Regions from separate parts of the Homo sapiens genome. Here region 1 is linked to region 2. Evidence: chromatin contacts called from ENCODE POLR2A ChIA-PET data. All regions are on one chromosome and are shown on one strand. The core of a region is the stretch at or near the end of the contact, and the rest is flanking DNA. Distances in the headings are between cores, read along the strand shown. Region 1 overlaps ME3 (malic enzyme 3). Region 2 overlaps SYTL2 (synaptotagmin like 2).

Region 1 (4,807 bases), core at 161-2,660, 780 kb before region 2:
CTGGAAGAAACTCACTGCCTCGGGATATGATTCAATGACACTAGCTGGCTATTTCCTTTTCATTTTCTCTTAGCAGCCTGATTTTATCGCTTGGTATCAAGAATAGGAACAAAATCATCCCCAGAACTGAAACTTTTAGATTATGGCAGAAGAGATGAAGGAATATAAGGGTCTTATGGGTGGCGGGGAGCAGGGATCTGATCCCTTTCAATGAATAAGTACCAATAATAACAATAATAACTCTTAATTATTTAATTGCTTACCATAAGCAGACACTGATACAAGCACTTCACACAATATTAACTTGTCTAATTCTCACAACAACTGTATGAGTTAGGTACTATTCACTTTATTTTAAGAGATGAAGAAACTGAAGTTTACAAAGTACAAGTACCTCATCTAAGAAAGGGGAGCCTGATTAAGACCCTACCCACTAACTGCAATTGTTAAAAGCACGAATTCTAGAGCTAGACTGCCTGAGTTCCAATCTCTTATTAACAAGCTACTTATTAACACTTATCAACGAGTGACTTAATTCATCTGTGCCTCAGTTTCCTCCTCTCTAAAATGCATTTTTAAGACTGGGAGAGTACTTATGATGGATAAATGAGGCCATCCATGTAAAATGTTTAACATACACCTGAGTGATAGTAAAAAAATCATGTTTGCTATTATTATTAATTTAGGCAGTTTCCAAAGCCATTCTCCTTTAGGCAGTGCTTCACTGTGCCCACATTCACGCATTCATGTTTGAGTTAATATATCCATTCACATGTCCAACACTGCTGTCCACAGTCCCTCACCCATCCCTCCCCTTCATTCCAATATTACTTTTCCTCTCTTCCCCAGTGCTAAACCTAGGAAGGAAAAAACAAAAACAAAAATGAAACAGCCCTAGGTGTGATCCATTTCCATTTTAGATCCCTGGTATGTGCAATTAGTAAATGCTTGGTCTTCATCCCCACCCCCAACACAGACCTATTCAGTTTTGCTCTCCCTCCTCCAGTGGACGGTGTTGTGTAGATTCATGTGTACATAGAGGGGAGCAGTATGGTCCGTGTGTTCCTGAGGGTGAGGTGTTCTTATATTTTTTTGCAGCTGTTTGAAGCTGAGTGTTACTTGGGCCTTTCAAACTCACCACTCAGAGTCAGTCACCCCCTCAAGTAACCAAACATCTTTTCATGAGACACAGTTCTCTGTACAGAAATGAGAAACAGAAGCTTGCCCAAGAGAAAGCTGCAAAATTGCTCTGAGATCACCCACTGATACTGACCTATTCAGAGGCTCCACATATAGAAGCCTTGTACTTTGCCCTCAGAGCTGGAAGGATGCCTTTGATGGCTCCAACTCCCACCCCTGTTCCTGCCGCTCCTTAAATGTGTTGTCTCTGTTACAGAGGCAGAGCCTTCGTGCTCGCTATTTTCCCAGCCTTGAATGTCCTTTCATTTTCAGGGCTGTTTCCATCTCATCATTCAGGCCTGCAGATAGGTCCACAGCAGGCAAGGTCAAGTGTGGAGGTCTGTACAAGACAGGATGTTAGAACTGAGCGTCCTGCCAAAAGCTTAGCTGAGGTTCTGTAGCTCCAAGCTTCTCCTGTTGGTTTTAACACAACATATGCAAAGAAAAATCCCTAGGCATATAGCATCCAGACTACAAAGGAAGTTAATGAGGATTTTATGTTAATTTTAAAAGATTGTGAAAAGCTGTTAGGTCTAAGCCCCGATTGCAATGTTTCACAGGGGTGTTCACATTCTGAGTCCCTCTCAGCATAGAGGGTCACTGCTCTCTCTCTCTCTCTTTCTCTTTCTCTCTCTCTCTCTCTCTCTCTCTCTATATATATATATATATATATATACTGAATATTAGGAATGCCTTCTGTGGTTCAGTCTGTATCTTAGAATTCTCATTTTCTCACTGGATCCAGCCTAGGACTTTAATCTTGCATTCTTGGAATATCTGAGCAAGAAACAACCCACTCATTTGATCCAATTTCCTCACTTTTTAGATGAGGAAACTGAGACCCAAAGAGAAAATTATTTCCCCAAGGCCAGATAATGAGAAAAGCTGTGGGAAATTAAGGAAAACTTATCCAATTATGTGCCCTCCTTCATGTAATTCATGAAATTTCCTCCAAATTTTCATTCAGGCTATATTTATCACGTGCCTTCCCTGTACCCCACAATGTGGCCAATACAAATATATTAGTTCCTTCTCACATTGTTATAAAGAAATACCTGAGACTGGGTAATTTACAAAGAAAAGAGGTGTAATTAGCTCATGGTTCTGCCGGCTTTACAGGAAGCATGGTGCCAACATCTGCTCAGCTTCTAAGAAGGCCTCAGGAAGCTTACAATCATGGCAGAAGGCAAAGCGGGAGAAGGTATATCACATGGTGAAAACAGGAACAGGAGAGCAAAAGGGGAGGTACTACACACTTTTAAACAACCAGACCTCATGACAACTCACTATCACGAGGACAGTACCCAGAGGGATGGTACTAAACCATTCATGAGAACTCCTCCCCCATGATCCAATCACTTCCCACCAGGCCCCACCTCCAACATTGGGAATTACATTTCAGTATGAGATTTGGCTGGCAACATACATCCAAACTAAATCAACAAAGAAAAGACTTGTCCTGAAGAATTCAATTTTCCCTGTGATTATAACATGGACACATAAAGTCACCAGAAAAATAGTTTAAGACCACATTCAGTTATTTGTTTTCCTATTTATTCATGTATTCATCCATCCATTTATTAATTCCTTTATTGAATATGGCAAGAAGTCAGAAGTAGACTTTGCTGTCAAGGAATTTATAAACTACAAGGGAAATTCCCAAATAATTACTGCTGGGTTTGCATAGATTTAATGTGTACGCAGCCAATGGCCTTGCCTGCAGCGTTGATCAAGGTTGATAAAGGGCATAAGGTGATCAAAAGATCTGGGACATTTACTTGGACTTTAAAAGTCATGACCTTATTCCCAGGAAAGCGCTAGCAACTGAAGAGAACACTCAGAAAGGGCCTCATTAATCAAAAAACCTTCATGGAGGACACCTGTGGCCTCATGCCAACCTGATATGCACAATCTAAGGACAAATATGGGCTGACATACATGCTGAAGCCCCCAAGCCAGCCAGTGGGTTGGTGGCCAAGAAAGCTTTATAAGCAGGAGGTTGAGGAGTGAGTTGCCATGTCCTAGAGGAAAACCTTTGTGTTGCCACTGACCTTTGGGAGGTTGAGAGGTCAGCAGGTCAGCCACCATCCCCTCCCCAGCAATGAGATTTCTGGCGCCATTTGGTGTGCTTGCCCCGGAACTCAGACAAACAGGGAAAATCAGGAGGAAAGCCAAGCTGTTCCTGAGTGTTTTCTGTCTGGCCAAGACTTGCCGTCAGAGCTGTGACTGAGGAATGGCCACATTATCCTGGGACTTTTGCTTAGAAGTTACTGCTTCCTGTGACTATGTTGCGAGTCAATGGGAGTTTTCCCCCTTAGGCCAGAATCCCAGTCTCAGGAGCCTGCCAGTCTGGCTGCCAGACCCCAGCACACCAGGGAATCTCCCAGTCTGGGAGCTGGGAAGGGAAGGGCCTCAGAGGTCCACCCTCACATCATGGGCTGAAATCCCTTCCACGACTTCCGTGCCAAGTGGAGCTCCGGTGACCATGGACTCACCTCCAGTGACCAGCAGTCTCTTTCCAACCAGTGTTTGAAATCTCTGCCTTATATGGCACTGGAATCTGTGTCCTTCTGACTTCCACTCATTGGCTCTGCTTTTGCCTCAAAGCCATACAAAATCAATCTGCTTAAGTCCTTGTCCACAAACAGTCGTTCCTATGATTGAAGATAATCATTATGCCCAATTACACTTGCCCTTCTCAGGCTCCGTATTCCCTCTTTCTCCAATCCACGGTATCCAGTTTTTTCACCCATGGTATAGATTCCCTGTCATCCTTGTGAATCCTTCCGCAAAACATGACCCCCTCTGCTGATTCACACCCCCAGCAGAATAAGTCACTCTTCATGCAAGTCTGTGGCAGAGTTGTGCTGTGACGGCCTCTTATCTGTCCTATGACATCTGACTGTGTCTTCTTCCCATTCTAACTGTGCTCTAGCCCCCACCTCCTCCTAGCTCTCAGGATCTCACCAGCCCTGTCATCTCTCATCTCCCCTCCATTCTGACTCCTGTATCTCATATGTATACCTCCCATCCCCAAAACAAATTCACCGTTCAGTCCCACTTCCCCCAACAGCTGTCACCCTGCCTACTTCACAGCCAAGCTTCTTGAAATTTGTGATGACCAACATTTCCTCCCCTTCCATTTTCACTTTAACCCCATGCCAGATGGTTCCCTCCCTTCCCCACCAAAAGTGGTCTGCGAAGGTCACCAGTGATCCTCTAAACAACGACTCCAATGTACACTTTGTGGTCCCTGTTTCACTTGACATGTTGGCAGTATTTGATGCTCCCGACCACGGCCCATTGCGTGGCTCTGGTAGCAGCTGCTGTGTGGGCCCAACCTGCTCGCTATCCTTGGCTGGACTTTCTTCCACTATCTCTCTCTGCTCCGTGGATGCAGGGTGTCCCAGGGTTGTGTCCTTGCCCTGCTCCCTGCTCTGTGCACAGGCGCTGCCTGAGAACCCTCACCCAATCCCATGGCTTCAACTGCTCACAGTGCCCTGAGCTGCCTGTTCCCCTCCGCTGACCTCATGTATAGCCCATTGCTTCATGAACACGTTCGTTAGAACGTTCCACAGAACCTGGGACTCCTCATGTGCCAACTCCGCCTTATCAAGTAAGTTTGCCT
Region 2 (4,854 bases), core at 1,201-3,700:
CTATCTTAACATTGTCTTTAAAAATATAGCATGCAAAGTTATTTAATGTATGTACTTAAAAATTCCAGTATCTTAAACATTTGTGAGTCCTGCTTATCTATTTTTTAAAATCTTAGTTTGGACACTTAGTTCTTTGTCTTGGTATGCCCGTTCATTTTTTGATCATATGTGGGGTATTGCATATGAGAACGTTCTAGGAATAATTGGGGAGGATTTACTTTTGCTTCTGATACAGCAGGCACAGACCACCTTCATTTAATCTGGGAATAAACTGACTTTGAAGCACAAGCCCAGTTTTCATGTGATCTGGTCTAGTTTTTGTTTGCTTATATTCCTAGGCTAAGGCCCTTCAGAGGTTCCAACTGAAAGCCATGGGAAATAGTTCTCAAAATCAGCATGCATCTGATTCACCTGAAGGACTTATTAAATCACAGATTCTGGGGCTGGGTGCGGTGGCTCTCAGCTTTAATCCCAGCACTTTGGGAGGCTGAGGTGTGGATTGCTTGAGTCCAGGAGTTGGATGGAGACAAGCCTGAGGAACGTGGCAAAACCCTGCCTTTGCAAAGAAATTAACCAGGCTTGGTGGCATGCACCTATAGCCCCAGCTACTCAAGAGGCTGAAATGGGAGGATCACTTGAACCCAGGAGGTGGTGGTTGCAATGAACTGAGATCACGCCATTGCACTCCAGTGTGGGCAACAAAGCGAGACCCTGTCTCAAAAAAAAAAAAAAAATAGACCCACTAGATTCTGAGCCCTATTCCCAAGGTTTACGGGCCCAAGAATATACATTTTTAACAGGTTCCCTGTCAATGCAGCTGACCTAGAAACGGTACTTTGAAAACCACTGGTCTAGAGTGTTTTTCCAGTGCCATTCCTTCTTGACAGGCCGTGGGCTCCAAGTTTTGTCTCCCCAGCCTCATGAAACTGCTAAAAGTCCTGCTTACCTTTTCAGTCTCATTCTGTTAGGCTTTTTATGTGCTCAGTTTGGCACTACTTAAATGTCTCAAAGTGAAAAGCAGAGAAGAATGTCAGACTCTAAGATCTTGTTCATTTGAGTCCTGTCTGTGTTAATAATTCTTTAGCACTTTCAAACTGATATTTAAAATCCCACCTTTTAAATTGTTATTAGTTTAGGGGTTGATGTGATCCAAGCTAGTCCATCATAGTAGGAAGTGATAAATATAAATAACTAATACAAACCATAACTTAGTGTCTACACAACAGTGGAACTGTTTTAGTTCCACTAAAGAAATGGTTCTCAAATGTTATATCAAAATCACTTGAAGCACTTATTTCTAGCCCTACCCAAGACCTGAACTCCTCAGAAGATATCAAAAGCATCTCATTTTTAACTGGCTACCATTACGTTTCTGATACATACCCATATTTTGAAAATAAAGCTCTAAAGAGCCAGAATTTGAAAGTAAAAAACTATCTTATGCAGGTTTCTTATACAGGTTTAGCATCCCTAATTCAAAAATTTCAAATCCATAATGCTCCAAAATCTGAAACTTTTTGAGTGCCGATATGATGCCGTAAGTGGAAAATTCCACACCTGCTTCATGTGATGGGTTGCATAAAGTTATTAAAAATGTTATATAAAATTACCTTCAGGCTATGTGTAGAAGATGTATATGAAACATAAATGAATTTTGTGTTTAGACTTGGGTCCCATCCCTAAGATATCTCATTACGTATATGCAAATATTACGAATTTCAAAAAACAAATCCGAAATCTGAAACTTTTCTGATCCCAAGCATTTCAGATAAGGAATATTCAACGTGTACTTGAAAATAACAGATAGAAGTTTAAAAAATTATTGTTCAGTCTTTGTTATACTTACAGACTTCTATGCATTTGGCCTAAAATAATCAGATTAGTGCAGCTTTGAAAATGTAAGATATGGCCTTTCCCCCCTTACTTTCACACACTATCTCATACTCCTTCAAATAAAGGGAATACAAATAAATTGTTTTATATGCTGGCTGAATAGCTAACAAAATATTTGTGTTTTGATCAAAATTAAAGCATTCAAAGAAACCTCTCCCATCTCCAAGAAAGCCATTCTGGTTTCTTCACCATCTTTGAGACTAAAGGCCTTGAAATATTTTCTGGGTATCCTGCAAGATTTTTCAAGATATACAACCTAGTTTTCCCAGGTATTAAGGCAACAGTCTAGTTCTGATGCAGAGAGAAATTTTAATCCAGAGCACTCATGAGTGACACATGGTCCCAGAAATGGGACAGATATGGTTCTGTAATGAGACCTATACCAACAAACAGGATGAAAAGTTTGTCTCCCACCTGCTGACATTTCTTCACTTTTCAGACAGCACCAGTTGCCCTTGAAGCAGAAAACAGAGGTGAAATGAAACTAGCTCTCCAGTATGTCCCAGAGCCAGTCCCTGGTATGTAATGACTTTCTATTCAGATTTATGTCCTTTCCTTATCCCTCCCTTCTCACAGTATTTACTATGCGTTTTCAAAGGTGAGGCCCTAAAGAAACTTATCAAGTTAGTAACGTATAGACCAAATGAGTCTATTCACAGTTGTAAATAAGAAAATTCTTTTTTTGTTATTGTGGCAAAAAAAAAAAAAAAAGAAAACATAAAATCTACCATCTTCACCATTTTTAACTGTACAGCTTAGTAGTGCTAAGTATATTCACACTGTTGGGAAACAGATCTCCAGAACCTTTTCATCTTGCAAATCTGAACCTGTTTATCTATTAACCAACAATTTCCTTTTCCTCTACTACCAGCTTCTGGTAATCATCATTTTACTTTCTGTTTCTATAAGAAAGTTCTCATTTTTTTTTTTAGTTTAGTTTATAGTCATTAGGTTTCACCTCACTCTCCAAAAATTTGTATCTGCACAATGTGAATGGCCTGTATTCAGAATTTGTGTATTCCTGTGTTTGGAATTTGGACTTATTGATAGTGCTATAAGAATAGAACCTGAGTGTTCTTTTTCACAGGTGGGAATTAAGAGGACTCCAGAGAACTTAAAGCTCATTCACCCTCCACTCTCAGGGTCTCATTAAGAGATAAAGCTTTTCCCTCAAGATTATTAATTGCCTCCTTGTCAGGTCTTCAGCCCAGTTAAGGAGCAAGAGACTAGCAGGAAATGAATGCCAGCCAGCTCCTTGCTCCATTTCCCAAGCAAGTTCCCCAAGTTAGTCTCTTTAAGAATCTGTATGAATGTTATGGCTGAAATCAGAGGTTGTAAACTCAAATGCTTTCAGTAACCAGGCAGTGAAGCTAGTGAGATGGAAGAAATAATTGATGGTGAGGATAGTGACTGAACTAAAGAAAAGCATTCTGATGTAGTTTATACCGCCCCCCGCCCCCCAAAAAAGAAAGAATTAGAGGGCAAGTAAAGCATATTTTCAGGCTGGATTGCTGTCAGACTGCCACCTTTGAACTTCTGGATTTTCCTAAAAGGTAGATTCTTTTGCATATAATTTGTATCCTATCATTTAAAGTCAACATTCATAGAAATCCCATTTCCCTTTTTCCTTCTATCACTTGGTAGTAGAGGGCAGGGGTATTGTGTGTTGTGATGGGTGCCACCATGTCTGAATTTTTGTCCACGTAGTTTTTCTTCTTTGAAATGGCTTCCTCTTCTCCTCAACCTACCAAAGTCTTAGATGAAGCCCCATCTCCTCCATAAAGCTTTCCCTAACTATATTAGATCTCACTGATCATATCATCTTCTAGAACATTACAGTAATAACTTGGAGTTTCACTGTATATTACATTTTTATCATTTTATTTGAATTATTCTCTCCAACATAACTATAAACATTTCCCAAGGGCATAGATTATTTCATGTATTCTCTGTATATCTAATGATGTTCCTAGCATAGCATAGAGATGAGCTTATGATAGATCCTCACTAAGTACTGTTTGGTTGACTGATTGAGCTAACCCATTCAGAAAAATCTGGTGGCATTCCTCTGTTCGTATGAACCCAGCCTAGACAACAATTTCAGACTAAGCCAACTTCTTAGTAACTATCTGCCCATAATATTAACTATTACGTATGTACATACAGTATCCCTATAAAATGTTTAACCACTCTTGACTGGGGGTGGTGGCTCACGCCTGTAATCCCAACACTTTAGGAGGCTGAGGCTGGTGGATCCCTTGAGCTTAAGAGTTCAAGACAAGCCTGGGCAACATGACGAAACTCTGTCTCTACAAAAATTTAAAAATTAGCCAAGTGTGGTGGCACATGCCTGTAGTTGCAGCTCCTCTGGGAGGGCTGAGGTAGGAGGATCACTTGAGCCCAGGAGGTTGAGGCTGCAGTGAGCCATGATTGTGCCACTGAACTCCAACCTGGGTGACAGAGTGAGACCCTGTCTCAAAAAAAAAAGTATAACTACTCTTAAAAATGACTATACCTTAGCCAATACCTGTTTTGGTTACTTTATACCCAAATATGTTTTAAATGTCTTCCACTAGCACCAACTGATACTGGTATTAATGTTTGCAAGGTATATGCATTTCATTGAAATGTTTTGAATATAACTGTAAATGGATGATTCACATTCCTGGTGTTTGATTTTGTTGAATCAAGCAAAACCCCAAATGAATGATGTGCTAATGATGTAATACTTGGTACTTAAAGCCAATATGAATTATTTTTATAGAGCTATCGAGTTCAGTAAAACCAGATTATGAAGACTTAGTTAAGACTGTATAGATTTAATCAGTTCAGATGATATCATCAAATACTAGCTAGTATCTCCATGCCAGAACATTTTTAGGCTGACATCTTTGGACGCAGTATTGCCAAGGGAGAACTGGCAGTGAAAATTTTCTCTTCTTTTTCTATTGTAGGTAAAAA

What was found. ChIA-PET counts read pairs that join two places held with the same protein, here RNA polymerase II (POLR2A).
Region 1: POLR2A ChIA-PET joins it to region 2 with 10 read pairs in activated B cell. The contact joins two enhancer-like sites. POLR2A ChIA-PET finds 5 or more read pairs at or near these places in 2 of 52 experiments (activated B cell and activated T-cell).

The regions. Positions count from the first base shown.
Region 1 is chr11:86,472,900-86,477,706 of GRCh38, reverse strand. The region is part of intron 7 of ME3 (malic enzyme 3); the gene reads left to right. Among named protein-coding and RNA genes, the nearest start is that of CCDC81, 100 kb to the right of the region's middle. Within about 2 kb of position 1,410, at least 10 of the 41 ENCODE cell types and tissues checked have a DNase peak (open chromatin) inside an H3K27ac peak, as active enhancers do.
Region 2 is chr11:85,698,072-85,702,925 of GRCh38, reverse strand. It overlaps SYTL2 (synaptotagmin like 2), which reads left to right. Exons shown (of 20, transcript NM_206927.4): 17 at 2,333-2,411; 18 at 4,848-4,854. Among named protein-coding and RNA genes, the nearest start is that of CCDC89, 14 kb to the right of the region's middle. Within about 2 kb of position 2,450, at least 2 of the 41 ENCODE cell types and tissues checked have a DNase peak (open chromatin) inside an H3K27ac peak, as active enhancers do.